Regions from separate parts of the Homo sapiens genome. Here all the other regions are linked to region 1. Evidence: chromatin loops called from intact Hi-C (ENCODE). Cell type or tissue: Calu3. All regions are shown on one strand. Links, peaks and the distances in the headings refer to the core of each region. The heading gives the core; the rest is flanking DNA.

Region 1 (8,516 bases), core at 1,742-6,741:
CTCCTTGAACAGGTCCTTCACATCCCTTGTAAGTTGTATTCCTAAGTATTTTATTCTCTTTGTAGCAATTGTGAATGGGAGTTCACTCATGATTTGGCTTTCTGTTTGTCTATTATTGAGGTATAGAAATACTTGTGGTTTTTGCACATTGATTTTGTATCCTGAGACTTTGCCAAAGTTTCTTATCAGCTAAAGGAGATTTGAGGCTGAAACAATGGGGCTTTCTGAATATAAAATCATGTCATCTGCAAACAGAAACAATTTGACTTCCTCTCTTCCTGTTTGAATACCCCTTATTTCTTTCTCTTGCCTGATTTCCCTGGCCAGAACTTCCAGTACTATGTTGAATAGGAGTGGTGAGAGAGGGCATACTTGTCTTGTGCCAGTTTTCAAAGGGAATACTTCCAGCTTTTGCCCATTCAGTATGATATTGGCTGTGGGTTTGTCATAAATGGTTTTTATTATTTTGAGATACATTCCATCAATACCTAGTTTATTGAGAGTTTTTAGCATGAAGGGGTGTTGAATTTTATTGAAGGCCTTTTCTGCATCTATTGAGATAATCATGTGGTTTTTGTCGTTGGTTGTCCAATGACTCCATATTCAGCCCTCATTTCAGGAGGGCAGCCGGGCCAGCAGATTGCTCCAGCCAATTAGCAAAATACTTCTATTGTGGGGACATGCAAGGTCGGGTAGCCAGAATGGTTCTGCTACATTGATGTGTTTGTATAAGCATAGGTCCCACATACCCTAGGAGTGGCACTGCTCCTTCACAGCACTTCTACAATCTGAAAGTATGCTGTTCATGAGTTTATTTGCTTACTTCCGAGTACTTCCCCACCACCAGTAGGATGTAAGCTCTGTGAAGAGGTTGACCTTAGCTACCTTGTTTGTCATTGGACGTTCAATGACAAATCAGTTCCCAGCAGAGAGAGTATTCAATAAATATCTGTTGATGAGATAAATGAATTACTGCATGAAATAATGTATTTAATTACAGACTTCTCTTCTCCTCTAGACTGTAAGCTCTCAAGACAAAGTATTCTGCTTTATATGTCTCGGTCCTCATGCTGGCATACTGCCTCCCATATAAGGAGGCATGAAATCAGTATCTTTGAACGCATAAGTAAATGAACAGATGAATGAGTGAATGAATGAACATATGCTATCTACACTAGAAGTTCTTAATTTTATCCTCACATTAGAATCATTGGGGAACTTTTAAAAACCGCAATGCCCAGGACCAATTAAACTAGAATCTGTGGGGCTGTGCCCCAGGCATGAGTATATTTTAAAGCTCTTTAGGCAATTCCAAGTGCACAGCCATAGTCGAGAATAGGGTGACCAGCCACTAGGTTTATTCAGGATTGACACATCTCCCAGAGTGCAGGAATTTAAATGCTAACACTGTGACTACACTGGGCAAGCCTGGATGGCTGGTCACCTTAGCCGAGAACCACTGATCCAAACTGTCACCCACGGCCATTCTTGAGTGATGTATTTTCAATTTTTGAAAGTCAAGACTCATTGGTTTCATGCTTTCATTTGACACTTGCCTAATTACATTCAGGCCTGTAGCTCACCTTGACCTCAATAACTGCTTCCTGCTATGTGTTCCTGTTCAGGCTCGTGCTGCTATTATTGACTTGGGTGACATACTAATTTGCAACATACAAATGGCAAAGGGAATGATTAAACTATTCCAGCAAGTCAGCACCAACCAGTAGACCAGCTAAAGAAGCAAAGAAACATGTAAAGTGCTACCTTTCCAAATGCAATCGCAATGAGCCTTCACTTCTTTTCCTCTCCAAATTGATGACAGAACATTTTGACACATTTCTACTTATCACTTGTGTATGCCAGTTACCCTGGTATGAGTGTGCAGTCCCTGTTGTTACCTGAGGAGATAATTTTTAATGGAAAATTCCACGTGAGAGCTGAAATGATATTCATCATTGTAAACACTAATAAATTTACTCCAAGTATGTGGTCGATAATAAGCCCATCAATGTGTGGACACCAGAATCAGAAATGCTCTTCAACCTACGAAGGGAACAGAGCACCACAGCTCTTGAGGGCCTTGTTACTCAAATCATGGCCCCAGATCAGCAGCAGCGGCCTCACCTGGGAGCTGGTTAGAAACACAGAACCTTAGGCTCCACCCAAGAGCTACTGAATCACAAGGTCTGCAGCTGGGACCCAAGAACCTGTGTCTTAAAAAGTTCTCCGAATTGTACTTATGCATGCTAAAATTTGAGAAGTGTTCACTTAGCAAACATTTTTTGCCTAATTTATAACGTCAGTATCTCAGAGCCCAGAGGGAAGAGGCGAGGGTAAGCAGGAAAGGAGGCACACAGCGCAGTAATTCCCAGCCTCTGGACATTGGCTGCACATTGGAAGCACATGGAGAGCTTTAAAAATATCCGCGCCTGGATCCCATCCCAAGCAACATGATTTAATTGGTATGGGATGCACCCTGAGCGAAGCTCCCCAGGTGATTCTAATGTGCAGCAAAGTTTTGGAATCACTGATGTAAGTTAACGACCAGGAACCCTGCCCCACCTCCTCATTGTTTCTGGCCTTGACTGCTGGCGAACCCAGAGGAATGAACAGCATACACATTTGCTATATTTCTTTCCTAAACATCAGAAGCAGCAATGATGAAGAGGAATTCTCTGGATCTGACTCTCACCTCTAGTTTGCTGAATACTTCTTCCATTTACCCTGTTAGTAGCTGTTTTATCTTTGGCTGTTCCACCTCCCTGGATCTCAGTAGTCTCATATGTTTCAATGAGACAGGAGACAATAAGACCCAGTCCCCAGATTAACTGGGATGTTACATATGACATATGGAAGTGCCTAATACTTTGCCCAGCACATGTTTGATGTTTAAAAACTCTGAGCTGAGGAAGGTTGTCTCTTTATCCTCCTCCCCGATCGTGAGATATCCAGCAGCATGAAGCTTGGCAATTATTTAGGGGTGTCTCTTCCTCAGTGCACTAAGGGTGTTGGTGAACTGTGAAAAACCTGTTTAAACAGAAATCACTTATACAATCTCATTTCAGTCTCACACCCCAGCCATGTAAACTGGATATTTATTGCCTCCATTTCACAAATAATCAACAGTGGCTGAGAGGAGCCACAGGGACTCTCACTTGGGCCCCCTGCCTGGAGCCTAATGTTGCTTTCGTTACTGCACTGCCTCCATTTCCAGCTTCCCCTCCAGCTGCTTGGCAGGCTGCCTCTATGGACAGGATGCATTCACCTAGATGAGCTCTGGGCCAATAGCACTTACTGTGATGATAGAAATGTTCTGTATCTGTGCTTTCCAGTTCAGTAGTCACTAGCCACATGGAACTATTAAGTTCTTAAAATGTGGCTAGCCTGACTGAGGAATTATAACTTTAATTTTATTTAATTTTGATTAATTTAAACTTAGCCACCTGTGAACCGCACAGCTCTAGAGACAGAATCTGGAGAAAAATAAGAACCTGGGAAATAGTTCCAATGGTTTCTACCCACAAATCAAAGTAAACCTAAGCCGCTGGTTTGCCTCTCTGTTAAAAGACCTTCCTAACTCTTTTTCAGAAAAGTGGCAAGTTGGTACGCTAGTTGATGAGAGCACCCTCCCCATGCAAAATACTATTCAAGTGATGCCTTGAAACCAGTGATTGGCCAGCAGAAGCAAAATGTGTGGTAGAGCAGAGTTTCTCAAACTTGAGTGTGTGCACAAGTCATCTGGGATCTTGTGAAAATACGGATTCTGGTTTAGTGGGTCGGGGACAGGGTCTGAGACTTGCATTTCAAAGAAGCACCAGGGTGGCACTGCTGCAGCTGCTCTGTGAACCACACTTTGCCTAGCCAGACGGTAGAGCAATGCTGCTCACCAGGCCAGTTTTGCCTCCCTTCACACATGGGGGCATTTGGCAATGTCTGGAGACATTTTTGAGCATCATGTCTGGAAGGATGGGGGTGGGAAAATGCTATTGACATCTACTGGGTTCAGTCAAGGCGTGCTATTAATAATCTACAATGAACTTGTATGCATGCATCAAAATATCACATGCATACCATAAACATGTACAATTATTATATATCAAAAAAGCATGGAGTTTCAAAGACCTTCTTTTTAAAAAGTTTTTAAAAATGTAATAATAATAATAATCTACAATATACAGGAGAGCCCTGTGACAAAGAGTTACCCAAAATGTTAATAATACCAAGTTTGAGAAACCTGCTGTATAGCCAAGCAGGCTCTTTGGGAATAGGGGCATTAATGGCAGAGGGATGGAGCAGGCGCTCTTGGTGTAATAACTGATCGTCGTTTTCTCTCTTCCACTCTTTTCTCCCACTTGTCCTCACACAGGAGCCAATGCCTCGGCCCCAGACCAACTGAGCTTAGCTTTAGCCTGGAACAGAGTCGACATCGCTCGCAGCCAGATCTTTATTTACGGGCAACAGTGGCCGGTAGAGTATATATCGTCTCCCATGAAAAGCCCACTTTGGTTGGCCAAGGGTATTTGTTTAAGGAGCCTCTGAGGTCAGCTCAGAAAACGATTGCTTTTTCTTTAAGATGGAATGTGTTCCTTGGTAGCAAAGTCTGTATCCTGAGCTCCCTTTCTCATATTTAGGAAAGCACCGCCATCTAGTGGAAATTTCAACTGAACACAACTCCAAATATTTCCATCTCTATGAGTTGTCTTTAATAGCAATTTTCAGCTGCAAATGATGCCATTTATTTGAATACATCTGAAAAAATATAAGACAAATCTGTATTAACTAAAATTAAGGAAGGGGTAGAATTATTAATTTGCTTCTGATTGTCTTTGATGGGGCAAAGGGAAGGGTCACACCTCAGGATGCAGAATTAGCAGGCTTCCCTCTGCAGGCGCCATCTGGTCCTGGTGACTGAGCACAGGTCCTCCCTATTTGCAAAGAACAACATGAGGAAACCAATGCTTTATATAACTGTTCTTGGTTTGCTTCCCTCAATTGACTCTACCAAAAATAAAAATTTGAGAGATTGGCCATCAGGTGGGATATGTATGCATCCACAGGAGGCAGCCCAGCAGCCTGAAACTCGGTTTCTGTGCCTGGAATCACAGCACTCACCGGCAAGCCTTATCTTACTCCTTCCTTTCCCCTAGAGAGTTTCTGCCTGGGATGGAGCCCCTGTCTTCATTCAGTGCTGGTGGATTGCTAACATGGAAAGATTTGTCAGAGTCTAGACCCTGCAACATTTTTGTGAAATGGATTAAATAAAAATCTAAGCTATTGGCAAATCCAGAAAGTAGGCTGGTTGTTCTGTTTTGTTATGTTTTTGTTTTGTTTTCAGTTAAGTGACATCTTTGTGGTCTTGCTTCTACAGAGACCCAGCATTGATTTAGGGCCTTTGGTCTGTTGACTTGGGTCCCTCTTCTCAAGTTGGCCTGGGGTCTCCCTCAGAGCCTAAGGATAACAAAAATGAAGACAGCAAAAGTGCCCCCTTTGACACTTCGCTGGTGTTGAGAAATTTAATCAGATAATTGCAAGGGGAAAAACCTTGTGAACCCTTGCACCTTCTTGGGATCCAGAACAAGAGATTCAGGGAAGAAATAGTTTTTGGAACTAGAAATGCTTGACTTCTATTTGCAAAGACAGGCACCCAAACATGGGAGAGGTGTGGCTGTCCCAAAAGTGAATCTGTGAACAGTCTTGCTAGCATGTTCTTAGATGTGCTGAAGGTTTACCAGATGTCAAAGGCATCCATTTCTAAGCTGTTCAAGTGAACACTAAAGAACTGCATCCATAGATAGACCCTGGGGCAGACTAACTCAGTGACTTGGTTTGCAGGTGGGATCTCTGGAGCAAGCCATGTTGGATGCCTTAGTTCTGGACAGAGTGGATTTTGTGAAATTACTCATAGAGAATGGAGTAAGCATGCACCGTTTTCTCACCATCTCCAGACTAGAGGAATTGTACAATACGGTAGGGCCAAACTAAGGCACTTTTTATTTTCTTTTTTTTCTGTTTGTTTTACCTTCTCCTGCCCCCCATATGCCTGTGATTCTCTTCCCTTCTCCCGTCCAAATGCATGGTTCATTCATCACAAATACTCCCTTAGACCTACATAGATGACAAACACCAAGTCACCAAGATTCCGCTTGTTTTAATTGCTCAGTTGTCAGCATGTAAGGCAAAAAGTTATGTAATAACCTAAGTGTATCATTCTCATATTCTTATACAAAGCCACAAGGCTCTGGAAATGAGAACACAGTTTGTTCTGTAAGCCCAGAGGGTGTTAGAGGCAATTAGCAAAGGAGGGTTGGTTTAACTCTAAGCATCACAAAAGGCTGATTAAGTAACCTGCGCCATTTTTTATCCTCAGAGCTATGAAGTTCATTCTTCATAGTTCAGCTATAAAGTGGAAGAAAAGGTAAAATATCTCTTTTTTGAGTCACTCAAAAATTTTGGTTTTGTTTTGTTTTGTTTTTTAGCTTAGTAATGATTTGTTAATTTACTCACTAGGGATACCAAGGAGTAATCATAGGTAAAACTACTGTTTATGAAGTTATTGAGAGCATTCACATGAGTTAAGTGCATTGGCTCTGAGCTCATACTAAAATCCAGTGAAGTTTAAAGAGCAGAAATTTTTCCCCATTTACCAAATGAGGAAACTGAGGCTGTCTTAGTCCATTTGTACTATGATAATAAGATGCCTTAGACTCAGTAATTTATAAACAACAGAAATTTATTTCTCTGGGTTCTGGAGGCTGGAGAGTCTAAAATCAAGGCTCTGGCAAGTTCAGTGTCTGGCGAAGGTTGCTTTTTGCTTCCAAAATGGCACCTTGTTTTGCCATTCTCCAGAAGGGACAAATGCTGTGTCCTCACAAGGCAGAAGAGACAGAGGGCAAAAGGCCTGAATGTTGTGTGAAGCTTCTCTTATAATGGCCTTAATCCCCCTCACAAAGGAGGAACCCTCAGGACCTAATCACCTCCCAAAGGTCCCACTTCTTTTCTATTATTATTATTGTGATTATTATTATACTTTAAGTTCTGGGATACATTTGCAGAACGTGCAGGTTCATTACACAGGTATACACGTTAAAGGCCCCACTTCTTAATACTAGTACATTGGAAATTAACTTTCAACATGAATTCTGGAGAGGACACAAACATTCAAACCATAGCAGAGGCCAAGGTGAATTCAAGGTCACAAAACTCCTAAGAAAGCCAGTAAGTACCGAACCCAAGCTTCTGTCTCTAAGATTATTCTACCCCTCATTTTTCACAATGCCTCTGTCCCATCACGCAGAGGGCAAGCAGGATGGAGCTTATTTCCTGTCCCCAGCCAGTAGTAGTTGTTAGATGGTGCCACGCTGGCACCATCTGCAAAAAATAGAAACGGGTTAGCAGAATGTCTCCTAGTCTCTGTTTTCTCCAGAGACTTTTCTTGGTTCAGCATACTGAGACTTTCAGGAAGAATAATGGGTTTTCAATTAAAAAAAATAAATAAATAAAGACAAGCATTGAATGGTCTATCAATTAGAGAATCAAGGGAGTAATTTATTCCAAAGACTGGGGAGTGGGGGTGGGTAGGAAAATTCTAGACTGAGGAAGGCCAGTAAGTTTGATCACTTCAGTCTGCTGGTGGTGGCTTCCCGGAATACTTTGTTGAGGATTATGGAACAGTAAATAGCCTCAGTAATAATAATAGCTAACACTAATTGGCATTAAGCACCATTTTTAATAGCTTTATAAACATTATATCATTTAATCCTCACAACAACCCCATCAGATAAAGTGATACTGTCATTCCCATTTTAAAGATGATAAAACTGAGTCACAGTTAAGTTGCTTGCCCACGTTCAGAGCCAGTAAGCAGCAGAGGTGTAGAGCCAGGCACTCTGACTCCAGAGTCTGTAGGCTAAATCACTGCACAATCCAGCATCCCCTCAGTGGAAAAAGAGCTCTGATGGGCACGTCCACATGAATGGGCAGGTCGTTGCCGCATTTCATAGACCTGTCTCAATACTTGAATGGTTGCAACAGTGCTTAAGAATTTGCCATTGGTTGGGCGCAGTGGCCTCCCAGCACTTTGGGAGGCCAAGGCGGATGGATCACTTGAGGTCAGGAGTTTGAGACCAGCCTGGCCAACATGATGAAACTCCGTCTCTACTAAAAATACAAAATTTAGCTGGGCATGGTGGTGCACATCTGTAATCCCAGCTACTCCAGAGGCTGAGACAGGAGAATATCTTGAACCCTGGAGGTGGAGGTTGCAGTGAGCTGAGATCACACCACCGCACTCCAGCCCAGGTGACAGAGCGAGACTAACTAAAAAAAAAAAAAAAAGCCATCACTATTTTAGATTATCTAATCATCTCACCAGATTTAGCAAATAAAATACAGGATGCCCAGTTAAATGTGAATTTCAGATTAACAACAGACAATTTTGTTATATCCCAAAGATTGCATGGGACATACTTAGATTAAAATTGTACATTGTTTATCTGAAATTCAAATTTAATTAGGCA
Region 2 (7,284 bases), core at 1,653-6,652, 280 kb before region 1:
TTTCCCTAACCATGTTAAGGATAGAGTTTACTGTTGCTGCTGTCAGCCAGGCTCAACTAGGATCCAGTAGGACATGTGATTTTAGATAGCACCATCCTCAAGGACTATCCAGAACATGTAACTTTGGAAAACACAATTCATGTGGCTTAAGCTCCAAAGATGTAAAAATAAATAAATAAATAAAATAATTTTAAAAAGGCCGGTGGGTCACGCCTGTAATCCCAGCACTTTGGGAGGCCGAGGTGGGCAGATCACTTGAGGTCAGGAGTTCAAGACCAGCCTGGCCAACATGGTGAAACTCCGTCTCTACTAAAAGTATAAAAATCAGCTGGGCATGGTGGCGGGCACCTGTGATCCCAGCTACTCGAGAGGCTGAGGCAGAACAATTGCTTGAACCCGGGAGACAGAAGTTGCAGTGAGCTGAGATTGCACCACTGCACTCCAGCCTGGGCAATAGAGTGAGACTTAGTCTCAAAAAGGAAAAAGAAAAAATTATATTTAAGAGATGAGGCAAAAAAAAAAAAAGTCAATGTTTAAGGTCTATTGTAATTAGCCAGCAACTGAATAAACCAAGAAACTACTTTTCACCATTTATGAGGATGGCTAGAACAACCAGGGTAATATAGAATCCTTTCTGCCTTGAACATGTGCTGAGTCTTCCCTGGATAATGGAGAAAGCCATGGAGGAAGACAGTAGCTGGCAGACTGGGAATCATAATAATTCTCATTGCACATCAAACTTTATGCTGTGTCAGGACAGGAACCAAGGGCCTTTTGTAGTTCCAGTTTGGTTGGAAGCTAAAGAAACCCATTCAAACTAGACTCTAGGTGGTGGCTAATTGTCAGCACAACCTTCTAGACAACCAAGAGCAAGGGCCAAGATCAGCCAGGCCTCTCATGAGTTTGCATGATGCCCGCTTCATCTTCTGTTCATACACCCATGTTATTCAACCACACCCCTCTGTACATCATGTTCCTCAGGGCCTCCTGATTTCTTCTCCTCCATGCCATCAGTGGCTCAGGTTGGTCATGATGTTTCTTTTGAATCCAGTCGAAAATGTTCAGGTGCCAGCTACAATGAAGTCAACAGAGAGGTCATCCCATGTTTATTGTCAATGTCACAAGAGTTCCAGGTGCTCCATATTGTCTCAACTATTTTGTGTGTGTGTGTGTTTAGATTAAATTGTCAAGAAAGACACCATAATTGGCTGTGCTCAACATTTAGATGGGTTCTCTTGGGATCAGGTTTCCACATTGATCTAACACTGTGGCCAGAGGGTCAAGATCACCTGTATAAAATCTGACTGTCCCTAGGATCACCCTTTTAGCAAGAACTGGAAAGAGAAGGCAATTTTTAGAAAGGAATTACGGGACATGGTCTGTTAAGACAAGTCTAAATGCCTGTAATAGAATGCATCCCTACAAATGCAATCCTACAGTGTATAAACTAGAGCTCATTACCTGCATTTCACAGATGAGGAAACTGAGACTCCAAGATATTAAAGGTCCTGCCCAATGTCACCCACTTCATAAGTCACGGAAGTGGCATTTGGCCCTAGATCTATCTCTCTGACTCCAACCCCATGCTCCTTTCATTTTTCCCTATTACCTAAATATCCAGATGGCCTACAAATATGGGAACAATTAGTTGGAAGTCACACAAACTAAGAAAGAAGTAAAATTTCCAAACTAGCCCCCATACTTCCAAGCAGTATATTTATTGTCTTGGAAATAAGACATGTCTTAGGAAAGCTTTTAATAAAAAATAAAGATTGCCTATAGGTGTTATTAGAAACTTAATTGGTGGGAAGTAAGAAAGCTGCATTGGAGCTGTGAATAGACAGGAGGCAGCTTAAACTGGGGAGAATGGACAACATTTAAACAGGAAAAGAGAGACCCAAATCAATTGTGCTTGCCTCTTAGTTTTGCCATAAATCACCCAGCCGGCAGGACCTACCAGATGCTGTGACTTTGCCAAACCTCTCTTTTGTGGGGTACAAAACAGGGCACTGCAGACTCTGTGCGCAGGCCTAAGAGAAATGCTAGAAGAGAAAATACAGGAGAAAAACATTCAGAAAGTCTTTGCAAATAGCAAAGACTACCAGCTGTTGGAAACTGGCAATCCAAGAGAGTTGATAGAACATTTTTTTCTCTCTTTCTCCATAAGAAAACCTTAATATGCTTTTCTAATTTATAAAATTACATTGGAAGATTTGGACATCTTTAAGTCTTTGCCAGTGCATTGAAATTCTTTTACCTTTTCTTATGCTGTGAATTTCCTGAAATTTTACCCATAGCTGTCTGACAGTAGCTTCGTGATGGCATTTACTAATACCATTCAAATAACATTCAACTGTGTCTTATCCATGGCTTAATGTATTTTGACCCTCTATGTCCAGAACATGAAAGTGTGAAAAGTAAATTTGAATTTCCATAAAAATTTAAGGAGACATAATCTCCAAACCTTCTATATAAGATAACATTCTCTAGCTTCCTCAGCTTCCCAGGAAAAGAGAACTAGAGTACAATAAACTCAGATTCAAAGGAATGGTAAATGGGAAAACATTTCAGTATGTTGGTAGTGACATATAGTATAAAACCTTGATAAATAAGACTTAGCTCTTCAACCATGACAGTCATGAAAACTTCTGGAATGAATTTTCATGTTACTTGAAATGGAATTTCCTTAGATATGGTGCATTTTCAGGTTAGAATTTAACCTTTAAACTAGAAATTTCTTGATTAAATTCAATGCCTGCCATGGGATGAGCTGTCAACACAGGCCTCCTCTGATTGGAAAATTTAGTGGACATGTTCTGCAGTGTGGATATTTACAATCTTAAATCTGCAAGGTTGCTGACACCTTTGAAAATTTAGTTTTTAAAATGCCTTCCCTGAGCACATGTAGCTCTGAGACTGTTACAATATGTTCAAGGAGCAAAACAGCCAAGTCCATCAGATGCATCTATGCAGAATACTAAATAATTAAAACAAATCTCAAGGCCTGCTTAAAAACAATAGGTTACAGAGAAATTGTTCTGTTTGTTAACTTCTATAATCGATAGCCAAGACTGGGATGTGAGTTAAATTATATTTCTTTGAAGCACTATTAGGTGAAGAAAAAGTTGTGTTTTTTTTCTGAGATGTTTTAAGATCTAAAGTAGTTCAACATTTGTTATATATCTTCCTCTTTTTCAAATGCCAAACACTTCCTTTTGAGAGAGCCACTTTTAATTTTTTTGTGCATCTCTCTATGAAATCACATGTACTTGTGATTTATACAAAAGGGTTCATGCATTAGTATCTCTGCATTATATGGCCACAAATTTTTACAGATAAATACAGATAACTTCACAGATAAGTATGTCAGTTTGGGCTGGACCTGAAATATTTTAAAAATATTGCTTATTCCAACTTTGGTTTGGGGGACACTTTGCTCTGAAGATCACACAAGCCTCCAAGCTCAGATTTATAATTTATTCCCATTTCTCATCAAATTTTACAAATTTGAGAGGACAACTATTGTAGGTCCTCTCCTTGCCAGTGTGATCAGTCTCTTAACCAGCAGCCTATGCATGGTTTATGGCCTTTTTGAAACATGGATGACTTTTCTATGTGGATGAGTGATAGTTGTTTGAGACTTGCGGATTGTGGATTGATTTTAAAGGTGGCTTTTGTTTGTTTTTTTTTTTTTTGTTTTCCCAAGCCAACCTTTTTCTTCTCCAGTCATGAGTGAATCACAATGTACCTTACTGAATCAGTCCTCATCTGGACTGATGCTCTTTTCAGAAAAGTTGGATTGGCCTTGTTTTCTCATTGTAAACATATTCTTAACCCAGGAAAGAGGATGTTCTCATCTAAGTCCTAATTGTGTTTGAGGGAACTACTAACCTGTATTGACAGTGAGAAATTTATCTCTCCCGCGCTGGCTGAAAGGAGATATTGTGTTTCCTCTTCTATATTAATATCAAATTATTTTGGAAAATGAGTCACTGCTGATACCCCAGCATATATATATAAAGATTGCCTATAGGTGTTATTAGAAACTTAATTGGTGGGAAGTAAGAAAGCTGCATTGGAGCTGTGAATAGACAGGAGGAGATATATATATATATTCCATATTCTGTGAATAGACAGGAGGATATATATATATATTTTTTTCCATATTCTACCAACATTTGTTCCATGATATTTACTGTAGAAGCAACACAGAATTTGTATGATGACTCATAATCTTTTATATCTACCTTGTTTAAGACCCACCTCTGACTCCCACAGCCTCCCTAAAACATTTACTTCTATGTCTCCAGGAAAAAAGTCTAGTGTAATACATCATTGCGGTAGGGTGGTGATTCATTATTTATTTGTTATCAGTACTCTCGAACACACATTGTTTCCATCAATACTGAGCAAAGATTGGTTTTATGTTTGAGCAATTTTAATAATACCAATGTGCAAAGTAGACTTCGTTGAACGCCCTTAAGCAACCTGGCTCAAATCAATCAAAAGTTATCATTTGCTGTGTAGCATTTAAATGTTGGAAAAACAGCACCATCTGCTGGAAAGGGGCAGGTAGGGCTATACATGTTAGCCAAGTACTGGAGAATGTGAAAGCCAAAACTCTTGACTGACTCAAGTGAGTCCGTGCATATCCATGTTCATGCAATTCACGTTATGAAATGGCAATTGTGTACGGTTCAGTGGAAAGAGCGCAGAATGAAAGCTGGCTTCTGGCTTAGGTTCAGCGATCATCATCTTCTCCTTCTCCTTTTCTTTCTCCTTCATCTTGAAATCTGTGTAACCTTGTAGAAATTACTTCTTGAAAATAAGAGTTCTTAGATGGTTGTTGGGGGTAAGGTGAGTATAGCACCTGAACTTTCTACCTTGTATTAGTCAGCTAGAGAATGGTTATTAAAGTACTTAACATTCACAAATCATATCAGGACTATAAGGCTTACGTATTAGTGTTAACATGTCAAATTTTAGCTTAGCGCAAAAATATGGTAGAAACCGAGCTGGCCTGACGAGTATTCTAATATGCTGCCAGAGAGACTGTTAATCGTGAAAGCAATTTGGCAACAAGACGAAGAGCTTTAAAAACATTCATTTGGTTTGACTCAGTCATTGTACTTCTAGGAATCCATCCAAAGAAAATCATTAGAGAAATGAAAATAGATTTATGGTCAAGAATGTTCATACCAACATTATTTAATGATGTTGAAATACTGGAAATGGAACTGATTGTCATCAGTAAGGAGTATTAAATAAGTCACATGATAAACTGTTGTACAGCATTAAATTCATGCTTTGAAGAATAATGATATGAAGAAATATTCACAATATAATTGTAAGTAAAAAATAAATAGTATATGGAAGTAGATGACCAGTGTGACTATAATTTTGGGAGGAAAGAGGAATCAAGGAAGGAAATAAATATTGGTATTATATCAGCCTTGTTGCTATTTGGGGCCATATAAGTCTTTGTTGGGTATGTGGGGGCTTTTCTGTGCATTAGATGATGTTTAGCAGCATCTCTGGCCTCTAGCCAAATGTCAGCAGCACCATTTCACCCACAAGGAACAACCAAAAATGTCTGCAGACATTGCCAAATGTCCTAGACGGGAGACAGCAAAATTGCCCTCAGTTGAGAACCAATGTTCTAAAGGAAAACAGCACAAAGATATATATATATAGATAGATAAATAGATAGATAGATTGTGTGTATATATATATGTGTGTGTGTGTATATATATATGTATATATGTGTGTATATATGTATATATGTGTGTGTGTATGTATATATGTGTGTGTGTATATATATGTATATATATATATGTGTGTGTGTGTGTATATATATATATATAGAGAGAGAGAGAGAGAGAGAGAGAGTGTGTGTGTGTGTGTGTGTTATTTGTGTTGCCAGTATTACTCGGCCAAGCTGGATGAATAAGCTAGTTAATAGGAATCAAATGGACAGCTTTCAGAGTAACTCACTGGCTCTCCAGGGTCTTGCCTAAAGCAAGTTCTTAGGAAACACATTTGACAACTGGCAAGAAAAATTCATAGGAAATACAAAGATTTTCTGACACATGACCCTTAGGAATCTAGGCAGTTTTCTCCTTGTATTAATGGCATTACTTTATATCCAATTCTTGGTAAAATAGTTACTTTTTTTCTTCTTTGTAATTTCTCTATTTTTGTATTTTTCTACAATTAACATAAATTCATTTGTTATTAAAAAAATTAAATACATTTTAAGAACCCCCATGGGAGAGGCTACAAAGCAAATTTTGTAATCCTATCTAGTGTTCTGTTGTAATCTTGACGGATTTTATCCTCTCTATATATCCTCCCATCATCCCAAAATAGGACAAAACCTGCAAAATTGCAGTTTTGTGAACAGGTATTAAAAAGTATAAAACGTGAACATGAACATGTATTAAAAAGTGTAAAACGCCATGAAGATGAACACACAGTTATTTTAAGCGACATTTGCTTTCAGGTTTTTTAGGCTTTTTTTGTTTTTATTAACTAGTTCATCTAAATGTTTACAAAAATTAATAAACCAGGTAATTTATGGGTTCCACTTCATTGCCCCTGGATAGGCGCTATCTTTTATAATAGGCCCAATAGTCCACTCCATTTGGAAAAACCAAAGTCGGAAAGATCAATGGCTTTTTCTCTTGGTGGCCATTACTTTTGATACGTGGATCAATTACACTGTTTCAGATGATCTCATAGCAGATGAGCTTTTGTGGAACATGTTTACAGAGTCTCTTCTCTTTTCTCAGGCCCCAAATATTACATTCTATATAACATGCTGGTTACCTGCAAAATCTCCTTTTGAAAAATAACCTCTTTGGAGACCCAAGCTCAATATGTGGAAAGAAAACGAGACTGAGACCACTTAGCTGCACTACAATAACTGAAATCAAATAAAAATGAGTAAGCTCTTTCTCTTTCCAATTCTTTGAAATGAAATTTTCTTACCAGTGGAGTATCAGTGTATGAAGGTTTAGCCACAAGCCAAGTCAAAGGAACTGTAATAAGTTCTGAAAGAAATGATTTAGTAGGAAAATGGTAATCAAAGAAAAGTATTCTGTATCTTCAAATAGTGGCAGAAAGGATATCTGCAGAAGACCTGCAGAGGTACAAAAATGTCAAGGCTGCCTTTCTGCTATTTAAAGTCCATTTTTAACAGCTTTATGAAGATATAAATTATATAACATTAAATTAGTTCATTTTGAGTGTGCAATTCAATAATGTTTAGGATATTTACAGAAT
Region 3 (7,284 bases), core at 1,653-6,652, 360 kb before region 1:
GTGTTGATTAAACCCCCAGCTTTTGTTTGTCTGGGAAACTTTTTATTTCTCCTTGTTTGAAGGATAGCTTTACTGGGTACAGTATTTTTGGTTGACAGTTTTTTTTTCCTCTCAGTACTTTGAATATAGCATTTCATTCTCAGCCTACAGGGTTTCTGCTGAAAAGTTTGCTGAATGCTATATTGAGACTCTATTGAATATGTTTCATTTCTCTTGCTGGTTTTTAAATATTCTTTCTTTGCTTCGATTTTTGCTAATTTGATGGTGATGTGCTTCGGAAAATTCCTATTTGGGTTGAATTTGGTTGCTAACCTATGAGCCTATGAGGTTTTTTTTTTTGACATGGAGTTTCACTCTAGTTGCCCAGGCTAGAGTACAATGGTGCGATCTCAGCTCACCACAACCTCCACCTCCCAGGTTCAAGTGATTCTCCTTCCTCAGCCTCCCAAGTAGCTGGGATTACAGGCATGCCCTACCATGCCCTGCTAATTTTGTATTTTTAGTAGAAATGAGGTTTGTTCATGTTGGTCAGGCTGGTCTCAAACTCCCAAACTCAGGTGATCTGCCCACCTGGCCTTCCTAAGTACTGGATTACAGGCATGAGCCACTGTGCCTGGCCACTTCCTTTATCTTAATGCTGTTGCCTTTCTGTAGATATGGTGAATTTTCAGCCATTATTTTCTCAAATTGGCTTCCTAAGCCTTGTTCTCTCTCATCTCCCTTGGGAACTCCTAGTATGTAGAAGTTGGTCTGATGGATGATGTTCTATAATTGTCATAAGCCTTCTTTACTCTTCTTTTTTATTCATTTTTATTTTTGTTCCTTTGAATAGGTAATTTCATATGTTTTATCTTCAAGATTGTTCATTCTTTCCTCTGTTTGATCAAGTCTGTTGTTAAAGCTTTCTAATGAGTTCATTTATTGTATCCTTTATTTCTAGAATTTCTTTTTATTATTATTGTTTCTATTTCTTTGTAAAATAGCTCACTAGTTTCTGGATATTTCAAAATTTCATTTAGTTATCTATCCACATTTTCTTGTGATTCCCTAAACTTCTTTAAGAGGACTATTCTGAATTTTGTCATATATTTCATAGATCTTTAAATTTTTCTAGCTCTATTACTAAAACTTTGTTTGTTTCTTTTGGTGATGTCATAGTTCTCTGGGTTTTCATAATCCTTACATCTTTACATTGATGCCTGCATATAGGAGGAGACCTCCCCCATTTGCCTGTTCCAGCTTTTGCTGGTGTTTTTGGTGGTGTTAGGCTTTTACTACTTAACACTGGAGCTTAACCGCCATTCTGCGGTTGCTTCCCGGATTGCGGAAGACTTACAGTGAGCATTGGAATGTAAACACTGCACAGGAACTGAATTGTTGTGCTGCCCTTGTTTCCCAGTCTGAGAAAGACTTAAGTTAGTGCCACTACTTAATCACCAGCCTTTGGGTTGTTTCCAGGTCAAGGGAAGGCTCCAAAGGAGCACCTGAGCTTTGTGGGAAATTCAGCCAGGGATTTGAGCCTTTCAGTGGATTGTGCCCCCTTGCAGCACTGTGGCTCTGGCCAGTCTTATCCATGTGACCTCTCCACTGATCAGAGCATAGGGCAGCTACCCTGCACATCAGTTACTGCAATCAGCACCCCTGCATTTTGTCCCCAATTCAACCCAGATGGTTCAGCCTTCCTGGTACTCCCAGTGGTTCTTGTGGGACATGACCAGAGTAGACTAGTGGAAAGATCAAATGTCAACCTCATATTTTCTCCTTCCACTTCAGAAACCATGGGTCTAAGGAAATTCTGTGTGAGTGATGTTATTCTATCTTGGAGGAGGGTGTGGCACAGTCTAAAATGACCACTCCTCTAACTGGCTTCAGCTTCTGTCAGTTTCGTGAGCCCAGGGCGTTCTCTACTTCTCCCTTGAGTTCTATTGAATTCAGTGTGGTATTCTTATTCCGGAATACTTTCTAGCTGTATTTTTACGGGGGGAGTGATTTCGGGGGGCTCTTCATTCCACCACCTTGCCGACTGCAAATGGTATTTAAAATAAAACGATACCGAACTTTATTCATAAGCATCGCATAAATCAACCTACACTGAGATACATTTCCCATGTATCAGATTGGTAAAAATTCAAAAGATCAACAACACATCCTATTAGCAAGGTTGTGGAGAAACAGCCACTCTCCTACATTGCTGATGGGAAAGCACAGTGGTTCCACCTTGTGGAGGGGGATTTACCAATATCTAATAAATATACATATTCATTTACTCTTTGTCCCAGCAGCCCCAATTTTAGTAATTTACCCCAAAAATATACCTTAACAAGTACAAAAAAAAAAAAACCATATGCACAAAATTATTTATTGCATCATTATTTGTAATAACAAAATACTGGAAACAACCCAAATGCCCATCCATAGAAGAATGACTGAATGAACTTTGCACAATAAAGTGCCATATACACAGAGGCACACAGAAAATGGGGAAAAGATCCTTGAACTGCTATGCAGTGATTTACAGGATATACTGTTAAGTGTTTTTTTTTTTTTTTTTTAAGGCAAGGGAAAAGGATTCAAAATGTTTAAACTGAATCTAGTCTTGGAGCAACAATCAGACAAGTAAGATTGTACAAAACTACCTGAAACGAAGACCCTTTTAAAATGTCAATGTAACAAATGACCAGAAAAAGAGAAATATAAAAGCCAGTAGATTAGTTTTATATTTAAAGAGCTTAAAGAGGCTTTCTAAACAAATACAGTAATTCTTGATAGAGTCCTGGACCCAACATCAATAACAATGACAATTATTACAAACCTTTTTGGAAAATATGAATATGGATTGAATATTGGATCATACTTATCAATATTATATTTCTTGGTTGCGATGTTAGCATTGTGGTTTTATGGGAGAATATTCTTATTCTTAAGAGGTACATATTTTAATATTTAGGAATGAAGTATCATCTTATCTACAACTTGCATTCAAATCATTCAGAAAAATAAAGATTATTTAAGTTAGAGCTATGCCTTTTACTTATTTATAATTCATTAGAATTTGGATTTCGATTTCAATAATGTTAAAAATAATAAATTATCCTAATCAAATGTTAATTGAATGCCTGTGATACTATAGGTATGATAGGGGAAAAGGAGTCTAGGGGTGTTACTAGAAAGTAGACGTATATAGTGGAAGGAGAAAAGAGTCAAAGGATAAAAATGATCAATATACTGGATGAAGTTTTAGGAACATCATCAATGTAAAATAATTGTGTTGTGCATATTAAACTCGGTCTTTCATTTCTTCTGAGAACTCTCAGTAAAAAGAAAGGTGGCCACTTGTATTAGACAGTTTCCTGAGACAGATACTTATTTTCAAGATTCAAAAGCTAAAACCGCTGGCTCCAATTTCGATTTAAAGAAGTGTTTCTAGCAACTGATCATTGCTTGCAGCGTAAACAACAGTGACCTAGTACATGAAGTCAGGTTATGCTTCCATGATGAAGTGATTTCAAAGGTGAACTCTGAAGGATGAGTAAGAGTTAACTAGGCGAACGGATGGATTGAGAGAGTATTCTAAGGACATAGGAGCAGAAACAAAAAGAGAATATGGCAAATTTGAGAACTAAAAGAAAACCATTATGGCTGGAGTACAGAAAGGGAAGCAATAGCAGAATAGCAAGAAACAAGGCTAGAAAGGTAGGCAGCAAATCTTTCATTTACCTGATTGCTAAGTGTAGTTCCTCTGTCTGTGTTGACATGTCAACCACAAGGGGGCACACAAGACCAAATACCTGGTCTCTGGCACACCTGCCATCCCAAATGCATTTCCTTTGTTCCTTGGGTTATATAAAACTATTTTGTGTAGCCTCTATATCTTTCACATTTGCATCTGCCAACTAAGCAACAAAGGCAAAAACAAAAGTGACAGAAGTTCCAAGTTGCTACCACCACACAATAGATGACATATGTGTCTCATGCTCCCTTTAGGTTTAGAAATTCAAACAGCTGTTTGGACACAGGTGTATCAACAGTACCATGTTTCTTCAGTTACAGTGATTTTCTCTTTGGATTCCACATCAGAAAGGCTCATTTTTCAAGGCTAGGGACTCAATGTTTTTACAGGAGGAAAACTAAGGAGTGGTTTTCTTTTTCACAATGTCTCTGTTGTTCCTGGCTTTTTTCCCTAATAGACATTGTGTGGTACCAAGGCCTGCATAGGTAATTCAGCAAGCTTGTGCAGAATGCATTTGGATCGGTAGGAAAAGTAACTTCTGGTGCTCGAACCATGAGATACCAGAACTATCAGGTTCACTGTTACATTAAGATGTTTAAAATGACCTTCATAGAAAGAACAAACATGCAAAAACCTGAGGGAAAATGGTACATGTGTATGTCTCTTTCTGTATCTTTATATTTGTTAGTTATCCCAGAGTTTATAAACTGGATCAGAAGGCATATGACTACTGAATTGGTTATAGACATGAGCCCCATGTGGGCTTACGGTTGGGCAGACCCAAGGGTTCCTGGGCCACACATCACCTGCCCCAGCCTAGACTCTGGTCCTCAGGACTGGAGCTACTTGGAACTGGCTTTGGGTTCAAAGAGCATTAAAAATCAGAATTAGCTTAATCACCCACCCATGAACTACCACTTGAACAAGTGCTACACCAATCTCTCCTGTATGAGAATGAAGACAATTCGTTAGTACTGAGGAATTTAGTAGGCCAAACTATCATTTTGTATCCTGCATGTAATCTTCTGAGACTTTTCTAATAGAAAAGGTGTTTTGGTTGTTATGTAGCTGGCATTATAATTTATGGGAACAAAACTTATCAGACTAATATCAGTTCCTTCTATGGGAATGGCAGGACTAATAGACTGGAAAATGGTGTAATTGTGATTTATCTTGATTCTGTGAAGATTTTTATTTTATGGATACTAATGAAAAAATTAGAAAATGACTCCACCTCACTTTTCAGTGTCAGCTCTATAGACTAAGTAGCATATGTACATTGTATTGCCAGCTTCTTGTTAACTATGTGAAGGGTCTTGGTTAATGAAGTAAGGGGTAAGATCCTTCTCCTTTATGTTGGCAGATGATTATGTTATTTAACCAGTGAACTGTGTTTCATTAGTTCTAAAGGTAATAAAACTAGATAAATTTAACTATTAACTTCCAGAGAAAAGTCAAATAAATTGAAAAGGGAAATCTAAATTTCTCCAGACCCCAACTTAAGAAAGATTGATTTTTGTTGTTTATATATACGTTAACACTTACTTTTCATTGAACACCATACCTTGGGGAATTATTTTTATACCACAGAGGCCTGGCCATGGATCTGAAAACCACTTTAGCACTTTATTTTATTTCCAAAACTTAGCAGTATTTTGGAAATGACTGAAGAAAAAATAATAACAAAAATGAGTTGGAATTCAACACTTCAACCTCAGTGTTCAGCCAAATAGAATCTTAAGGTTCTGAATTGTAAAGTCCTTCCATTTGACTTGATTTTAGAGTCACATTGAGCCAAAACCGATGAATGTGTCTTGAATTCACTGCTTTGAACTGAAAAGCAAACTGTTTACTTGTTCCCAATGGGATACATTATGCTGAAAGATCGCTTCCTGTTTGTCCTAGAGGGGTTTCCCTTCCCTCAGAGAAGTCACAATTTGGGTCAGCTGTCTCTGCAGGGGCCATCCCCAACAGCTTTCTTGGGATAAGTGAGGTCCCCAAAACACTAGGTTATGGCATTATATGAAAATAAAGACTTGGCACAGTTCTTCCCTTTGCAAAGCATTCTGACTTTAAAAACAGCCTGAATGCTGAAGACAGAGAAAAAGAGCACACTTTCCCCCAACTGACTTCTGCTAAACACACTGTGGATTGTTTCAGATGCTCCTGAAAGCCGTAGGAATGCTCCCTGTGTGGATATTTTAGATGGCCTGTAGGAGGACTGCCCAGAAAGAGCTGCACCTTTTTCTGGCGTGACATTGAAAGGTGCTGGAGAATAAAAATAACCTTGGATCAACATATGAGTCAAATACTGTATTTATCCATCCTGCAGTTAGGGAACAAAAACTTAAAATGCCATCTTGCCAAAAATAATGGCAATTAAAGTATGCCAGCTCCATGACACTATGCATGGTAGCCAAGTGCTCTCCGGAAGCATCGTTACAGAGAAATAATACACTGGAGTTTCCAGTCTTTCATTTCCTATGATGGTATCTACTGAACTCTTTACCCTTCTGTATTCCATAAAACATGAAGGTTTCTTTTCTTCCTCTGAATCCAACCAAGGTGATACCACCAATTCTGCTTATTATTTCAGATCACGTTCAGGCCCAGGTACAGCTGTGCCCTGTCCTAGTAAATTCTAAGAATGATGCTAAATTCTGGCCTGAGTTACTACCTGAAGGAGGTTGAACAAGAAATTGTGGATGTCCAGAAACCACCCCATTCACCAGACTGGAGAAATCAGTTCAGTTAAAAGCACACCTATGATCTACTTCGGATGGATAGACAGTATATTACTAGCCTTCACAGTTCTTTCTTTTCTAGTGAGGCCCTGTAGGGGGTAGGCCAGATAATCTGACTCATCTTTGCTGTGTGCTTTCATCCCAGTGTGCTCTCTTCTATGAAAGGCAACTGGAACTGAAGAAAAATGAGAAACTCATCTTGAGGTAAAATTGAAAGGAACCAAGGAGCTTAAAGAAGGTAGTGATTATCAGCTAAGCAGAAATAGGGGGTTTGCTAGAACCATGCTTGGTAAGTCTGTCTACCCTCCATCACAGTGCCTTGTATAGAGGAGGGATGCAGCACAAATTATGGAAAGTATAAAAATGATGAGTGAGCAGGGGATAAGAGAGGAGAAAGTAAAAGTTTAAAGAGGACATAAAGACCATTATTACAAAATAAACGTAAATGCAGTTCTAGGACTTCCAGATCACAATAGTGAAATCGTCCATTTTCATGGTGCTGTAATCCGAGTTCCAGGAGTAAATAATACATCCCTCTCATGGGAATAATGTAAACAGCAGGAAGGAGAGGGAAAGGAAGAACGGACTGGAAAACAACTAAGAAGTAGTGATGGAGGAGGACAAGTAGGTTGGGCACAGACAATTTTTAAGGCAGTAAAACTACCCTGTATGATACTTTAATGGTTGACACATACCATTCTAGATTTGTCTAAACCCACAGAGTGTACACCACCACCAATGAACCCTATGGACTTTGGGTTATGATGATGTATCAATATAGGTTCATCAGTTGTAACAAAATTCACCTCC

Evidence for each region. Peaks named below come from ENCODE experiments on the same cell type or tissue, not always from the same donor. Only the 100,000 strongest peaks of a DNase experiment are listed, where the experiment ranks them.
Region 2: it touches region 1 in a loop (10-fold over the local background); 28 of 110 quality-filtered maps call a loop at or near these places.
Region 3: it touches region 1 in a loop (11-fold over the local background); 47 of 110 quality-filtered maps call a loop at or near these places.

The regions. Positions count from the first base shown.
Region 1 is chr9:70,636,511-70,645,026 of GRCh38, reverse strand. TRPM3 (transient receptor potential cation channel subfamily M member 3) reads left to right here. Exons shown (of 26, transcript NM_001366145.2): 10 at 4,367-4,467; 11 at 5,833-5,967. Among named protein-coding and RNA genes, the nearest start is that of MIR204, 170 kb to the left of the region's middle. In Calu3, for the core only: no CTCF peak of the experiment used is centred there; a DNase peak (open chromatin) is centred at 4,636.
Region 2 is chr9:70,922,409-70,929,692 of GRCh38, reverse strand. All of the region lies in intron 1 of TRPM3 (transient receptor potential cation channel subfamily M member 3), which reads left to right. Among named protein-coding and RNA genes, the nearest start is that of MIR204, 120 kb to the right of the region's middle. In Calu3, for the core only: a CTCF peak has its summit at 4,558 (motif pointing left); a DNase peak (open chromatin) is centred at 4,572.
Region 3 is chr9:70,998,462-71,005,745 of GRCh38, reverse strand. The region is part of intron 1 of TRPM3 (transient receptor potential cation channel subfamily M member 3); the gene reads left to right. Among named protein-coding and RNA genes, the nearest start is that of TRPM3, 120 kb to the left of the region's middle. In Calu3, for the core only: a CTCF peak has its summit at 3,771 (motif pointing right); a DNase peak (open chromatin) is centred at 3,785.